Regions from separate parts of the Homo sapiens genome. Here region 1 is linked to region 2. Evidence: chromatin loops called from intact Hi-C (ENCODE). Cell type or tissue: Calu3. All regions are shown on one strand. Each heading gives the region's core, and the rest is flanking DNA. Links, peaks and the distances in the headings are about the cores only.

Evidence for each region. Peaks named below come from ENCODE experiments on the same cell type or tissue, not always from the same donor. Only the 100,000 strongest peaks of a DNase experiment are listed, where the experiment ranks them.
Region 1: it touches region 2 in a loop (26-fold over the local background); 15 of 110 quality-filtered maps call a loop at or near these places.

The regions. Positions count from the first base shown.
Region 1 is chr5:38,400,261-38,408,601 of GRCh38, forward strand. EGFLAM (EGF like, fibronectin type III and laminin G domains) reads left to right here. Exons shown (of 22, transcript NM_152403.4): 7 at 5,866-5,981; 8 at 6,568-6,886; 9 at 7,545-7,645. EGFLAM-AS2 (EGFLAM antisense RNA 2) reads right to left here and starts at 3,211. Exons shown (of 3, transcript NR_102750.1): 1 at 3,139-3,211; 2 at 1,564-1,821. In Calu3, for the core only: a CTCF peak has its summit at 4,597 (motif pointing left); a DNase peak (open chromatin) is centred at 4,601.
Region 2 is chr5:38,204,382-38,212,722 of GRCh38, forward strand. No RefSeq gene overlaps it. Among named protein-coding and RNA genes, the nearest start is that of EGFLAM, 50 kb to the right of the region's middle. In Calu3, for the core only: no CTCF peak of the experiment used is centred there; a DNase peak (open chromatin) is centred at 4,620.

The DNA of each region.
Region 1 (8,341 bases), core at 13-8,012, 200 kb after region 2:
TTATTAAAACAAAGCACAGGTTTTTTTATAAAATAAAAGTCACCCTTTTATCTATTAACAAAAATTTGTGTTTTGTTTATTAACTTTTTTTAATAACCCCTGAACTAGTGGTTTGATTATTCTGGTTCTAATAAATGTCTCCTTTTTAATGTTCTCTTTTCCTAATTAACAAAGTACCAAGTAGAAAGAGATAAGTTATGCACTTTAATTACAATAACCCCAGGCTACAGGGAGAATTCTTATCACTGGCTTGGACCGTACATTCTGTGCTCACTTAGAAATAACATTGGTAAAAACTTCCTGTAAGCTGTGGATTTGGGATCTGAGGTGGCGGGGCAGTCAGGAAAGAGAAGTAGTGAGGCTTTAGTTCCAGGTTTCTTCCATCATGCTGTGACTGGTTCTCTCTGTGCTCATTTCCTTCTTATTAAAAATGGGAAATGACTATTATCCTGGATTATTATGAGAGAGGGAGTTTGGGATGCTGCAAAGAGGACTGGGTTGCAGCAGCAGGAGCCCAGAATTCTAGATCAACTCTGCCACTAATGAGCTGCTTCTCTGGGCGAGTCTCATGGATTCTTTGAGCCTTAGTTGACTCCTCTGTAAAATGGGCTTGTTGTGTTAGCTGATCCCTGCGGTCTCTCTATGAAAGTTAAAATTACTTTGACTCTAAATCCTTGTGATTCCATATTCCTTTTCCCCTTCTTCTTCCGTACCCTATGTTTCCCCAAACTGAGTGAACTCAGGTTTCAAAGAAATAGGTTACAAAAAGTGTCAAAACGGAAACAATTTTTACAGAGACCAAAGAACATTATCCATTGAAAAATATGTGCCTTATTTTACTTGTCGAAATGAGCAGAGAATCCAGGATTATTTCCATTCTCATTATGGTATCATTTTGTAGCAGCAGCAATTTGCTTGTGGTCCTTTTCTCTGAGGAGTTCCCTTCAAGAAACAGAATTTCCTAGAGCAGATGGAGGGGCAGTAAGAGATCTCAGCCACCTACACTCTAACCCTTGGCTTCTCTAGGTTCCAGGTTCTTCTGACTGAACTATCTTTAGATACTTGATGCCAAAAAAAATTGTGCAATAGAGTCTTATGGACATTGAACTAGAGTCATATTATCTGATTCTAGAGTTAGAGCTTCCTCTAATGGGATGCATGATCTTGATTTTAAGTCAATTCTTTTCTGTGGCCTCGGTTTCCATGCTTGTGAAATGACAAGATTGGGCTGGATGGTGTTTAGATCTCTTTCCATTCTTACTTCTAGCTTCATTTGGGGGAAAAGGACAGGATTGGTGGCAGTTTTCGGGGTCTTTGGATTGGGAGGCAGAGTCCCACCATGTTGAGCAAGGGCAGGACATAGTTCAGCACTGTGGGAGTGTCTCCTGTCACTCCTCTCAAAGGTGTTGACCTTTGTTGAGTACATGAAGTGTTAGTGACATGGAGGAAGGGAAAGGATATGAAGAAATCTAAAATATGGTTTCTGCCCTCAAAGGATTTACAATCGAGTTGGTAAACACAAGGGCAAGAGTCTAAGGCCAGGAGCCCAGAAGATCTACATACCATCTTACACGTGTGTTGACTTTATCAAGCAATGGGCATTTATGCTGATTGGAGGCATATATCCATGGCTGGGTTGCCCCATCCAGGAGAAGATGAAGGAATGTCCTACAAGTCTTGGTGGCTTCTTACTTTGTGGAGTCACCATTTTTCCCAGAAGAGTCTGTTTTCTTTTTAAAATGTCGCTTGATTTTGGTCTTCTGATGGCACACATTCAGCTCTGTCTCCATAGAATGCATGCCCTCTGGGAGAATAGGTAGGCTGTGTGTAAGGAGATAGGAGTGGGAAAAAGATGACAATGGGAAAAAGCATTAACCAAAATCCTAGGGTAAGAAAATACAAGATGCATTCAGGAGACAACTGGCAGGCCAGTTTGGCTATTATATAGCTTTTAAAGAGTATTTTTTAAAAAACAACAAAAACCTGAAAACATAATTAGGATTCAGATTAAGTAGCATGATGTAGTCAAAAGAGAGACCAAGGATAAAATCTAGCCCTGCCATTCCCCATCTGTCTGCCTTGAGCAAGTTATTTAATCTCTCTGTGTCTATATCTCCACTTGGTAAAATGGAAGTAATAACACCAATTTTATAGTATTTTGTGAGGATTAACTTAAGCGATGTATGAAAAGCTCCTGGCACACTAAGAATGATCAACATATGGTAATTTTCTCAAATTCTAGGATCTTTCTACCTCCACAGTGGCTTCTTCTGCAATAGGCGATTAGGAGAGCAGTCACCAGACAGACCTTGGATTTGAGTTTAGCTCAGCCAGTTATAAAGTCTTCAATTTTAGGTAAATTACTTAACTACTCTTAACTCAGTTTTCTTATGTATAAAATGGATTAGTCATACTTACCTTGTAAGATTATTGAAAAGTTTAGAAATATATCATGTTAAGCACCCAATAGTACCTGATAAGAAGAGGAGATGGAGTAGAATTCAATAAATCATGGTGATGGGGGAAGAAGGAGGAAAAAAGGAGCTGTTTTAATTGAGAACCTTGAATTCTTGACCAAGAAGCCTAGAATTTATGTTGTAGGCAGTGGAGAGTCACTGAAGGTGATTTTTCAGATAGGAAATCATAGGATAAAGATGAAGAGAATCTTAACCTTGTTGAGAATGTGTTAATAAGGTGCACAGGGCAAGGAAGAACAGCCTGGAAGGAGAGAGACCAAACTACTGAAGACAAAAGCCAGCTTGCTTTATGTATGTGCTGTATAATTCTTTTACTACCAAATGGATTTCTTCTTCTGGAATCTAACAATTCTGAATATGTGAGAGAGGCAGAGATAGAAATGAAGAGTGAGGGAAAGGACAGAGGGGAGAAAGAGAAAGAGAGAGAGGGGCCGAGAGAGATAGATACAGTAGTTCCCTCTCCGCAGGGGATGTGTTCCAAGATTCCCAGTGGATACCTGAAACTGCAGATAATACTGAACCCTATATATGCAGCAGAACTAGCATAAATTTCATTTTCCTTCTTCACAGTTTCACAGATAGAAGATTCATTCTTGCCATAGATCTTAGCAACCTCAGCATATGATTTTTTTCTTTCCTTAATTCAGTTGAGAACTTTCACCTTTTAATTTAAAAGATGCACTTCATGGCTTCTCTTTGGCATATCTGAATCCCAGAATCACTGCTCTTGCACTGTGGGGCCATTATGAAGTCAGATAATGGTTACTGGAACATAAGCACTTCGATACCATGACAGTGAATCTGACAACTGAGACGGCTGCAGACCATGGGGCAGGGAGCATATGGAGCACGGATATGCCAGACAGAGGGATGATTCATATCCCAGGCAGGATGGAGCAGGGCAGTGTGCTATTTCATCGTGCTACTCAGAACTTATGAATTGTTTATTTCTGGAATTTCCCATTTAATATTTTTGGACTGTGGTTGATCGAGGGTAAATGAAATTGCAGAAAGCAAAAATACAGATAAGGGGGACTGCTTGCTGTACAAAGATAGAGACAAGAGGAAGGAGCTGTCCTCAAGGGCCTTTTGTGTGAAGACATCTGGCACACAGATACGCTGCATGCAGGTGGCTTGAGAGAACATGCATCCAGGTATAAATCTGGCATCGACAGGTTGAATTTTCAGTTGACAGGTGGACTACTTTAAATAAAACTGGGGAATTGGTGTGGAAGGGATGAGAACACCGCCTCCCCTTTGTTATCCCACCTCCACCAAGAAGTGCCCGAACCCCTGAGAACAGCTCACTCCACCCTGTCTCTGGGTCATCTGCATCATCTGCTGACTGCACTTCTCTCGTCTGGTCTGGGAGGAGATTGATTTCTGGTCAACAGCACGCCCCCTGACAAAAATGACTTTCTGCCATTTCCTTCCACTCCATTTTCAATCTGATTGCTATTCTGTTTGGAGGAGTGCTATGGTCGGAATGTTTATGTCTCCCTCAAATTCATATGTTGAAATCCTAACCCCCAAGGAGGGGCCTTTGGGAGGTACTTAGATCATAAGGGTGGAGTCCTTGTGAATGGGATCAGTGCCCTTATTAAAGAGGCCCAAAGGGGCTGGTTTGCCCTTTCCACCATGTGAAGATGCAGTGAGAAGGCACCATCTGTGCCCTCATCAGATACTGCCAGCCCTTTGATCTGGGACTTCACAGCCTGCAGAACTGTGAAAAATAAATGTTTGTGGTTTACAAGCCATCAGTTTATGGTACTTTTGTTGTAGCAGCCTGGACAGACAATGTAGGAGGGTGAGTTTGTCTTCCTGAGAATGGTGCATGACTTAGCTTATTCTGAAAGCAAAATGTCTTTAAGTTTAGTTTATGTTTTTTATGCTTTTTATGTTATTTTTCCTTTTTCTTTTCCACTAGGCATCCAAACACTGGATGTCTAATAACTAATGAGTGGCAGCATCCTACCAAAGCCAGTTTCTGTTGCCAAAGTTGTTACTGCCCTAAAGGCTGGTGCCTGGCTTTTTCAGTTGAGAGAGGGCAGCAAGTTAATACCTGTGCTGGCCCAAATCCACTGTGAGGACATGCAGGTGCCCTGGAGCCGCTCTTTAAAAGGCTGCCACCTCCTGGTGGAGTGTTTCCCATGTGCAACCTAAATCAGAGCGCTGTGGATCAGTGGATTCTGCGGATGACAGTTGAATAAAAATGCCAACTGAATGTTCCCCAAAAGATGATGCTCTGTATTGACGTCTGAGAGGTTTTCTCACCCACCTTTCAGTTCTGAAAGATTTAGTTGTCCTGCTAAGATGGATGAAATGGATGACCCCCAAGATACCTTATAGGGCCCCCTTTTTTTGGTTGTGGGAGTGTTTACTATAATCTCCCTTTTTTGTTTTAAAGACCTTTTAGTGAAATACTTTGTACTTCAAAAGTATATATATGTATATATACAACATATAAAAAATATGAATATTTACAGGTACCCAGCACTTACCTTAAGAAACAGAATATGATGGAATACTCTCAAAGGCCCCTGTGAATCACACCTCATTCACATCCCTTTTCTATCTTCCCTTGGGTATTTATGTGTTTGTCCTGCTTTTTTAAAGAGTTTAAATTACATATATATGTATCCCTAAGTAATATATTGTTTTGTTTGCTGTTGTCTTTTATATTAATGTCATCAAACTAGATGCATTCTTTTGCAACTTGCATTTTTTTTGTATGAAGTCATGTGAGATTAAGCCATGTTGATATATTAAATGATGATTCATTCCTTTCCCCTACTATATGGTACTCCATTCTATAGATATACTATAAATAATTTAGTCATTCTTTGTTGATGGACATTTGGGATGTTGTTTGTTCTTATAAATAGCATATTTGGAGTATTTTTTACTATTACAAATTCTGATGCTATGAACCTGTTTTGAACACGCCTTTTGGTACACAGGTACAGGAGTTTCTCCAGCTTTTGTAAGTTGGGATGGGATTGCTAGGTATGAACAAACATCTACTTTATGAAATATTTCCAAGTATTTCACAAAGTGACTGGACCAGTTTATACAAGTACCATATGAGTCCTCATTGATCCCGTCCTTAGTAATATTTTTATTATCTGATTGACATTTTTGCCAGTCTTGTCAGTATAAAATGGAAGCTCTTTCTGGTTTCAGTTGGAAATTCCTTAGTAACTTATGAGAGGAAACTTTTTTTATATCTTTTGGTCATTGACGCTTCCTTTTCTGTGTTGAATTCATTGTTATGTTTCCAATACACTGCGTTCCATTCGGTACAGCTCTGCCTGTGGCTGAGTTAGGCTAGACAATAGTGCAAAGAAGGCCTGTGCTGATGAAGGGTGTGCTGCTTTTCTTTGTGAAGGCCCTGAGGAGGCGGGAAGTGGCCGCTATGGACCCCGTTATATCACCGACATGGGAGCTGGTGAGGATGATGAAGGATTTGAAGACGACTTAGATTTGGATATTTCCTTTGAGGAGGTAACAATAATCTCTGCTCTTAAAACCCAGGGTGTTTGTGTTTTCTTGCCGAACAAGACAATTTAGCCAATGGACCATAAACATTTTACTTAAAACTTAAATGTGCCCATTTGCTTTTAACACTGATTTGTTTTGTCTGATGATCAGTCTCCAGGTGCTGATAAATCAGTAGTAGGGAAGTACTAGCCATCCTGATGTTCCATAGGCAGCTCCTGCCTGCGGACTTCACAATCTGGCAAAAACATATTTCTATTTCCCACCAAGGGAAATTTCAGAAAATCAAGTATTATAAGGAAATGAACAATTCCTTGACAAAGTCATGCATCTTCATCATATTGTAATAAGAATAAATAATGTAATATCAGTTTTACTGCTGATTTTCTGAGTAATACAAGGAAAAGCACTATAAGTCCCTGACCATCAAGCTCTTTGTCCATAAATTAGAGTCAGTGCTGTCTTCCCCATCTCCATCCTAGGGTTTTTGGAAGTGACCATGTTTTCAAGTACTAGGCAACAACTATAAATAAAACAGTCCAATTGCCATGCTCTGTGTTCATCTTGAACCCCTTTCCTTCTCTGGCTTTAGGTTAAACCACTTCCTGCTACCAAAGGAGGGAATAAGAAATTTTTGGTGGAAAGCAAGAAGATGTCTATATCTAACCCAAAGACCATTTCTAGGCTCATCCCCCCTACCTCAGCATCTCTCCCTGTGACCACGGTGGCTCCCCAGCCCATTCCCATACAGAGAAAGGGGAAGAATGGTGTGGCCATAATGTCAAGGCTCTTTGACATGCCTTGTGATGAAACTCTCTGCTCTGCTGACAGCTTCTGTGTCAATGACTACACCTGGGGGGGCTCGCGATGCCAGTGCACCCTGGGCAAAGGTGGTGAGAGCTGCTCAGAAGGTAGGCCCTTGGGGGAGAGGAAGAAGTGGTGATGAATTGGCACCATTGACAGCCAGAGGGCAGTTTTGTGGTCCAAACATAGTTCCTTCTAGTCCCTTCTCCAAGATAAGTACCTTCGTCCACATATTGGTCATTAAATTAACTATACAAGGCAAATTGTGAGGCAACTTTCATTGCTTCTAAGTAGACAGCAGCCCTATTTCTATGTGTGCCAAATGTGTAGTCCCTTTAAAGCAATCAATAAATCATCCTGATACTATCTTAGAGAGGTAGGTTTTACTATAATCACATCTCTACCAAAATACGCAGTTAAAGCTTATGCATGAGGGTTAAGAAGGATAACAACTGGGCCAACTTATATTACACAAAGGCCTGTATAGCTGAGGGCAAGTGACAGTGGCCCTAATGCCATTGGTTTCTTCTTAGGAAAGCCAGTGCCGGTCTCCAAAAATGCAGCTTCTTCCTAAGAATTTCAGAAGCTCAAAGTCTCCAAGAATGAGAGTTGTAGGTATAAAAAGTATAGAAAAGAAGATAGCGAAGTTGAATAGATTAGTGAGGGTTCTCACTTAATGATATTCAGGCAACGTTGTATATTGATTTTTGCTTTTGAAGAAGTGAGGAAATAGCATTCTTTTGTGTTGTCTTTTTTCTTCTTCAGATATTGTTATCCAGTATCCTCAGTTCTTTGGCCACTCCTATGTAACGTTTGAACCTCTGAAGAATTCTTATCAGGCATTTCAAATTACTCTTGAATTTAGGGTAAGAGGGATGTGTTGTTTGATGAGTGCTTTTTGGACACTTTAACACAGCAATGTGCTACATTCAAAGGCTGGGGGAGAGGAAGCGGGGCAGCAGGGAGAGCGACGAAAGGTAAATATGACACAGAGCCTGTCTCTAAACCAGCTCATGAGACAATAGGAATGAAGAGTACATTCACAACATTCAAGTGTGACAGTGAGGAGACGGTGGGTTTGTATATTACTGAACTATAGAGTAGCTGGCATGAAGATTGCAAGTGAGAATGTTGGGGTCCGAGCAATGTTGTTCACAATAGTGATTTCTCCCAGGCCAGGATTGAGAAGAAACAATGCATTCCCCGTTCCAAAATTGTTTAAAAAGAGAGCCCAATTCTCTGTCTTCATTGTGATAGCTGTCACTGAACAAATAGAAAACTTTTCTTTACGCAAGCCTTGCTTCGTGAGGGCCCAGTGGAGGTTCTCTGATTTGAATCAACTGCAGATAAGAATTCAGTCAGTGACCTCAGCTTAAACTGATTCTTTTGGGTATCTCCAATGATACAAAAAGGTCTGGAGGTCTGGAAAGAAGTCTCATTTGAAGTCATGGCCACAGTGTTGAGTCTTCAAGAAATGACCTGTCTTAGTCTAAGACCACCAGCACAGCTTTTGGCTGAGCTATTCTTACCATCCTGTTCTCCTGATAGAAGGAAAGAAGCAA
Region 2 (8,341 bases), core at 185-8,184:
AGAGGGCTTTGAGGCAATCTGTTACCCTGACCTTCCCATGCCCTTACAGGATGTCTGTGGGTACAGTCATGCCTAGGGTTTCAGAGCTGGAGACTTCTTGACAGAAAAATAGGAGTGAGTAAAAGGACAGAGGTAGGATAGGCAAACCAAGATCTTGCAAACAAGGTTCAGACATGATAGAGAAAAAGATGGTCATGCCATCTAGCCAGCTCTCTGTAAACCCATGGAAAGCTCCCAGACTCACCTGCAGAAGGAAGTCCAGCCCAACCATGGGTCTGGGACACTGGGTTGGGGGTGTACTGAACCTGGATTGGCAACTAGGAGAGCAAGGCAGCTGGTGGGACAGCATCATTCCCTAACTCTCTTGTGACTGCCCTGGCCCCTCTTTCTCCTGCTTTCTGCTTTCCCTCTTCTCCCATCCTACCGTTCCTATTCTCATCACCTTTCATCTCAGTAGTCACTTTTCAGTATCACCAGTGTTGGCAGTGGGGAAGCAGTGAGTAGGAGCCCATACTCCTCATGTTATAACCTGCCAAGTCCCAACATAACATCCCAAGGTGGGCAATTATAACTGTTTGAAGTGTACTGCAACACGAAATACAAGAGGTCTTCAAAAAGTTCATGGAAAAATTTAAAATTATGCATGGATTTAATTTTTTTTTTGCACCAAAATAAGCTTCCAGTAACTTGTCATAACATGTCTAAAGGGGATCTAGTTTGAGGTACTAAGAAGCATAAGACACCAATTTGAAAAGACTCTCTATCAGAGCCACATGATTCCTGCTAAAATAAAGCAAGAAGAAACATTACACTTGTGCTGGAACTTGGGTGAAAGAATAATGAAATAACTGATACTGTGTGAAAAGTTTGTGGGAATAATTCCCCAAAGAAACTAGCAGTTCACAAGTGGATAACTTGCTGTAAGAAGGGACAAGATGATATTGAAGATGAAGCCCACAGCACCAGACCATTCACATCAATTCACAAGGAAAAAATTCATTGTGTTTATGCTCTAATTGAAGAGGACTGGCAGTGTTGACAACACAAACAATAGCCAACACCATGGACATGTCAGTTGGTTCAGCTTACACAAGTCTGTCTAAAAAATTAAAGTTGAGCTAACTTTCCACTTGATTGGTGTCAAAACCACATACCCAGATCAGATCAGCTGCAGACAAGAGCAGAGCTTTTAATGTAAAGCTTAAGTGAGTGGCATCAAGGTCCCGAAGCATTTCTTTGAAGAATTGTAACAGGAGATGAAACACAGCTTCAGCAGTATGGTCCTGAAGACAAAGCACAATCAAAGCAGTGGATTCCAACAGGTGGAAGGGGTCCAGTCAAAGAAAAAGCATCAAAGAGCAAAGATCATGCCAACAGATTTTGGGGATGCTCAAGGTAGTTTGCTTGTTGACTTTCTGGAGGGCCAAAGAGAAGTAACATCTGCCTATTATAAGAGTGTTTTGATCCCAGCACTTTGGGAGGCCGAGGTGGGCAGATCAGGAGGTCAGGAAATCATCTGGCCAACATGATGAAACCCTGTCTCTACTAGAATACAAAAAATTAGTCTGGCATGGTGGCGCATGCCTGTAGTCCCAGCTACTCGGGATGCTGAGGCAGGGGAATCACTTGAACCTAGGAGGTGAAGGTTGCAGTGAGCCGAGATTGTGCCACTGCATTCCAGCCTGGTGACAGAGCAAGACTTTGTCTAAAAAAAAAAAAGGTGTTTTGAGAAAGTAGTTAGCCAAAGCTTTAGCGGAAAAATACCTATGAAAACTTCACCAGAGAGTCCTTCTCCACGATGACAATGCTCCTGCTCTCCCCTCTTGTCAATAAGGGCAACTTTGCAAGAGTTTCAATGGGAAATCCTTAGGCATCCACCTTGCATTTCTGATTTACCTCCTTCTAACTTCTTTCTGTTTCCTAGTCCTGAAAAACCTTTAAAGGCCACCTACTTTTCTTGAGTTTTTAACATAAAAAAAAATTGCATTGATATGGTTAAGTCCCAAGGACTCTCAGTCCCAAGGACTCTTGGGGATGGACTAAATGGCTGGTATCATTGCTTACAAAAGTGTCTTGACCTTGATGGAGCTTATGTTGGGAAATAAAGCTTATCTTTTTAATTTTTATCTTTTCATCCCATTTTCTACAAACTTTTTGAAGAACCCTCATATAGAAGTACATGAAATCAGCTACATAAATTGTGAAATACAGTTTAGAAATTTAGTTTTTATGTTATATATGCATCTTGTTTGCCTAACAGATATGTGTATGGGTGATGTACATGTGTGTGCTTGTGTGTGTCCATGGAGTGGAGAGAAGTCTCTACCCACCATCATTCTCCCCATTCCAACTCCCTGGATTTTCCATGAGAACTCTCGGCCTCTTTCCCTTTCTGCCATGGCTTCCTTTACCCTTTTCTTATTTTCCCTCCCAGTAGCATCCACCCTCTTCCCCATCTCCTCTCTCTTCTTTTTCCCCTAGATTTCTTCCTTTTCCTCATACTCTCACTTTTCTGCTCCTCTTTGTCTCATTCGTCTTTTACAGCTACTGTATGATGGAAAATAAAAATGACAAACCAAAACTCTGAGTAACAATTAATCTCTCCCTTCTAACATTTTTTGTCAGAGATTTAGAACATGCATGCAAAATTTTTCTCTTCTTACAAGGCTTGTGAATTTTTTGTTGGAAATGGTGACATGCCATCACAAAGCTTTGATAAGCAGAAGCTATTAACTGAGTCCTCAATTATCTACAACTTTTGTGGTGCTCTATTTTTAGGAGGAAGTTAAATGACAAGAGAGCAAGCATAATGAGTTTTGAAAGGATACCCCCGAATAGTAAGCTATTGCCATAAAAATGCTCTATGACGAATAACCTCAAAACTCAGTCGCATAAATAAACTTTTTTTTTTCCCACACAGTGGCAGGTCAGCCAAGGGGTGGCTGATCCAGGCTGGACTGGGCTGGACTCTAAGCTGCTGGTTGATTCCAGGTCTGTCCCATGAGTCTATCTCCCCTCATCCTTGGATTAGTAGGATTCTAGGAGCATCTTCTTCTCATAGAGAGGATAAAAGTTGAACCCTGCAGGTGCAATTCAGGCCTTTGATTGCATCACACCTTCTAACATTTCACTGGGCAAAGCAAGTCACATGGCCAAGCCCAAAGTCAAAGAGTGGAGTACACTTTGCTTCCAGCAGGAGAAACTGCAAAGTTACCTAACAAAGGATGTGACTATGGGGCAGGATGAAGCATTGGGATCATTAAATTTAAATTGCCACATCCCCAGTCCTGGGACAGGAACTGCTGCATTTAAAGCCACTAATAGCCAGCACCCTTGGATAAAACCTTCACTTTAATAAACTGATGGTATAAGGGTCCCTTTCTTGAGGCTGAGACAGTGAGGTAGAAAGGAAAGCAGGCATGGGAGTGGCTCATGGTAATGGGGCACCAAGATAATACTCTTTACTTCTCACAGGGGAGCACTTCCCAGGGCATGATCTGTCTCTTTTCATAACCTTGAGGCTGCCGCTTGTCTACTTTGAGCCTCTTTCCCACCTGTAGAAGGAACACATTGGAAATGGACTGTAGGACCTCAGAAGATTTCTTTCAGACTTTGAAGGGGTTTAAGATGTTGACATACACACCATAGAACATTATTATTAATACCTCCCTTGGCCTCCTTTCCCACCTGTAGAAGGGGCGCACTGGAAATGGACTGACTGTAGGACCTCAGAAGATTTCTTTCAGACTTTGAAGGGGTTTAAGATGTTGACATACACACCATAGAACATTATTATTAATACCTCCCTTGGCCCTTCCTCCCAAAATTGTATTCACCTAGCAAGACCTGACAGGAGCATTCATGGCTCAGACCACTTGCAAAGTTCATGTAACACAAGCAAGAAGTAAATCTTTGTGTGGTGTATGCCACTGAAGTATTGGGGTGACTTGTTACTGCGCATAGCCTAGTGAAAGCCGACTTACATAACTTTCCTTTTAGCTTATCAGACTAACGCATACAATGAAGACGACCTTGTAATTAAGGTTCCACTGTCTCAAGTAGAAAGACCTATATTTGACATCTAGATCTGACACTGGATTTATTACCTTGGATAAATCACTTGACTTCTAGATCTTATTTTCCTTGTTTTAAAAAGGAAATAATAAAATATTATGTTTTTTCTAATAATTGTTATTTTTCTACTACAACCATTAATAATCATTGCTACCACTTTTTCTCCCTTCCTTTTGAGCTCGTATCAGTCACTGGGGCTAAGCATCTTCCACGGGTGGGATATTCACCACAATTTCATGAGGTAGTTTAATTACTCCCATTTTACGGATTTAGTACTCAAGATCTTGCAACATCAAGCAATCTGCCCATGGCCACACAGCAGACAAGAGTAGACATACAATGTTGGCTAAAGCAAAGTGTGTTGAATTTAGCAAGGGTCTCAACTATACAATTTAGATATGTAATATTTTTATTGTTCTTAATTACAGTACCTAACACAACATCATGCATAGGTGAGAACCTTTGATTGTTTCTGGATTTTAAAAATTTTTGTTGCTTCTTGCCACAAGATGGCACCCAAAGCCAACAAGCTCTAACAAGCTACTGGGTCCTGCCCTGAGTCAGTTCCCAGCACGGCTTTGTCAGATAGGTTTGCAAACAGGCCTCACACCTTGCTCAGACCAGGGGGCCCAACCTGGCAGAATTTATCAGTGTCTATTTGGGTTCCAAACATCTGGACACCTCAGCCAACACTGGAAACACATTTGGAATCTTTCCCCATATATTTCACATTTTTCCAAATCAAATAACTTTACCTTGGAAACTTCCACCAAATCTTCTTCTTTTTAGAAATTCCAGAGGTCCTCTTCCAGAAATGATATATCTGCCCACCTCTGGCCTAGTTGTATTATTATAAATGTTGCCATTTAATGCAATAAAATAGATATTTAATGTAACTAAAGCTTTTGAGCTTACTGTTACATTAAAAATCCCACTATACTACCCAACTATGGCCCATGGGACTGTATTGTAGGCCAAACCTGGGAGCTTATTAGAAACACAGAATTTTAGGATCTGCTCCTGGCCCACCGGATCAAAATCCGCACTTAAATAAGATTCCACTGGTGGTTCATATCACATTAGAGTTTGAGAAGATACACAAGAGCCACTGGCCCACAGGTGATTTTCCTATAAATTAAAAAAAGTGCTTCCTGGATTTACATCAATGAAGTATCTAAAATAATCAATTCTATAGAATCAGAGAATGGAATGGTGGGGCTGTGGGAGAGGGGAGAGGGGGACAACTGGTGTAGGTTTCAGTCAAGCAAGATGAACATGCTCTAAAGATCTGCTGCATGATATTGTACCTGTAATCAACACTCATGCATGATATGCTTACATGTTTATTAACAGGATGTATCTCACGTTAAGTGTTCCCATCACAATTTTTTTAAAGTCCTTTCCTATGGACAGATGCTGCCACAAACTGGTGAGCACAGCAGGATTTCAGGTCATATTGTGCATATCCTCTCCCTCTTTCTCCCTCTCCCTCCTTCTCCCTTTCTCTTTCCCTCCCACCTTCCATTTCCCCCTCTCTCTATGGTATATATACCCACAGATTCACCATCATATACACATATATTTGTTTAATTAAAACACAACAGCTTATCTTGCAAATACGTCTGCAAAAATCACTGTTTAATATTCAGCTACTTGGGATATTTGTGTCACATCCATTAGTCCTGGTAATCAAAAATTTGTTATTCTCTGAATCCTGGGATAAACATACACCCACTCACAAACTCACACTGCAAAAAGCGTAAAAAGAATTGATTATGTATGCATATCTCTCTGACTACATTCACACCAACCCAATACAACTTGCATATGTCTTTAAATGTTTTAGGATCTTTTTAAAATGTAATAACAAAATATTCTTGATGATTTTTGCTTTAATTCTCATCTTGTTCTCCCTAAGCCTTTTCTGTCTGATGCCCAGTGTCTGAGGAATTAAGTTAAATCCTTCTGGAAAGCCCTGAGCTGGGCCAAGCTTCCCCTTCCATTATTCCCAGGGACAGTGACGTCCTTGGTTTCAGGTGCTGCCAACAGAGCTATGTGTCACCCAAAAGAAGAAGGATTACAAAATGGCAAAAAGAGGATCTTGCAGGAGCACAGAGCAGGAGGCAGAGATGTAGAAAGAGAGGAGGAAAGGGGGAGGAGTGAGAAAGGAGTAGGAAGGTGGAAAAGTGAAGAATCAGTGAGCAAAAGAAAAAAGAGCACTGATGGCACAGAATAATAATTATTATTATAGTAAATGATACGAATAATGTTTCTCAACTCATGCAGAATTAGATCCAAAGTCCCTGCCAAGGCACATCCCTGTCCTCTTCAGATTCTTTTCAACTCTCCACTTTATCTTCCTCAGGAATCACTTCCTCCACCCTGCGCTGCTGGGACCACACCCGCCTCACCCCAGGATCTGCCTGCAGGCTCTGGCCTCAGGGACTTTGCACGTGTGCTGCAACATGCTTCCCCACACCTGCATAACTGTCTTCCTCCCTTCGTGAAGTCTTCAGCTCAAAATCTCTTCCCTGACCCACCCTACATAAAACTTCCTAAACTCATCTCCCCTAGCCAACCTTTAACCCTGCATGATTTTCCTTTTCAGCCCTTATCACCTCCTGATAGCTTACATGTCTATTTGTTTCTTTGTCTGACTTGCTGGATCAGTATATCAGTTCCAGGAGAGCAGGAGCTTTGTTCTGTTTGCAATTGAACCTCCAGCACCTAGGACAGTGGCTGACGCTCAGTGAGGGGAAATCACCATTCATGGAGGTGACTGGGGGGCTTACCAGGTGCCGGGCACTCCTCTAAGTGCATTGCATGTATCAGCTTGTTCAATCTTCACCATCACCCTACAAGGTGGGCTTTTGACTCTAGAGGAAACCGGGGCACACTAAGGTTTCTTTGTTTCCCTTCTTCTTAGACTTTCCCTTAAGTAGTGTTTCCCCACTGGAGGATGCTCGAGAACAGAGGCTGGCAAACAGCTCGCTGGCCAAATCCATTCTGCTGTGTGTTTTTGTAAAGAACGTTGTAGTGGAACACAGTTGTGCCTATTTGTTTAGATATTATCTGTAGCTGTTTTTGTGCTGCAACGGCATAGTTGATTAGTCGTGACAGAAACCATATGGTCTGCAAAGCCAAAAATATTTACTGTCTGATCCTTTACAGAAAGAGTTTGCTGAACACTGCTCTAGAAGATAACCCAACATGAAAACAAAGCAAAACGTTTGTGGCCCTATATTGAAGGCAGTGGTTTGACTATGTCTTTTCACAATCCAATGGGTTTGATTATGTCTTTCCTATGCATTGGGATGAGTTGAGAGAAAAATACTCCCATCTTGGATTCAATAAATGTGTGTTCTCATCTTCACTGTGTTCCTAATTAGCTGTGTGTTCTTAGGTAATCATTTCATACCCCTCGATGTCTTTTCCCACTTATCACAATAATAATTCTGTAGTAATAGCAATAATTATAATAGTAATAGTAATAATGACTCTTGTTAAATGCCAGGTTTTGCTCTTGGCATTTTACTGTGAAATAATAGTGTGTGGTACTCTAAATTCACAAACCTGCTGGATTGTGAAAAGACATAGTCAAACCACCACCTTCACTATAGGACCACAAGAGTTTTGCTTTGTTTTCATGTTGGGTTATCTTCTAGATACTCTAAATTATAATTACTTGGGCTTTTCATAAATATTCTGATTCTGTTCTTACAGGCATGTGGTTGAATTTTGTGTCCAAATCCACTTGTAGGTAAATGTGGCCATGGGGCTTGCTTTGGGGAATAAAGTTTTAGAGGAAGTGATACATGTAACTTCTGACCAAACTTTAATGGCCAGGATGCACACATCCCCCATTCTCTTTACTCATCTTTCCTTCCACTATGGCAACCAGAAATGTTCCAGAAAGTGGGAGCTCTGTCAGCTGGGTCTCAGAGTATGAGCAATGCAGAGCAGAACTCCCAATTGAAACCTCATGGTGCATAAACATTAAACATACCTTTTTTAAAAAGCCAGTAAGATTTGGGGCTATTTGTTACTGAAGCACCAGCTAGCCTATCCTGACTAATAAGATATCCACTGAGATTCTGGTACTGTTCAAATTCTAGAGTTTTAAGAATACAAAGACCTCTTCTTCCTCAAAGGTGGGAACCTATTTGTTTTTGTCATGGGAAGATGTTACCCCATGATGTGCAGAGGAAGAAGTGATAGGTGACCCTGTTAGTCATATCTAGCATATTTAATTAGGATACAGAGGAGA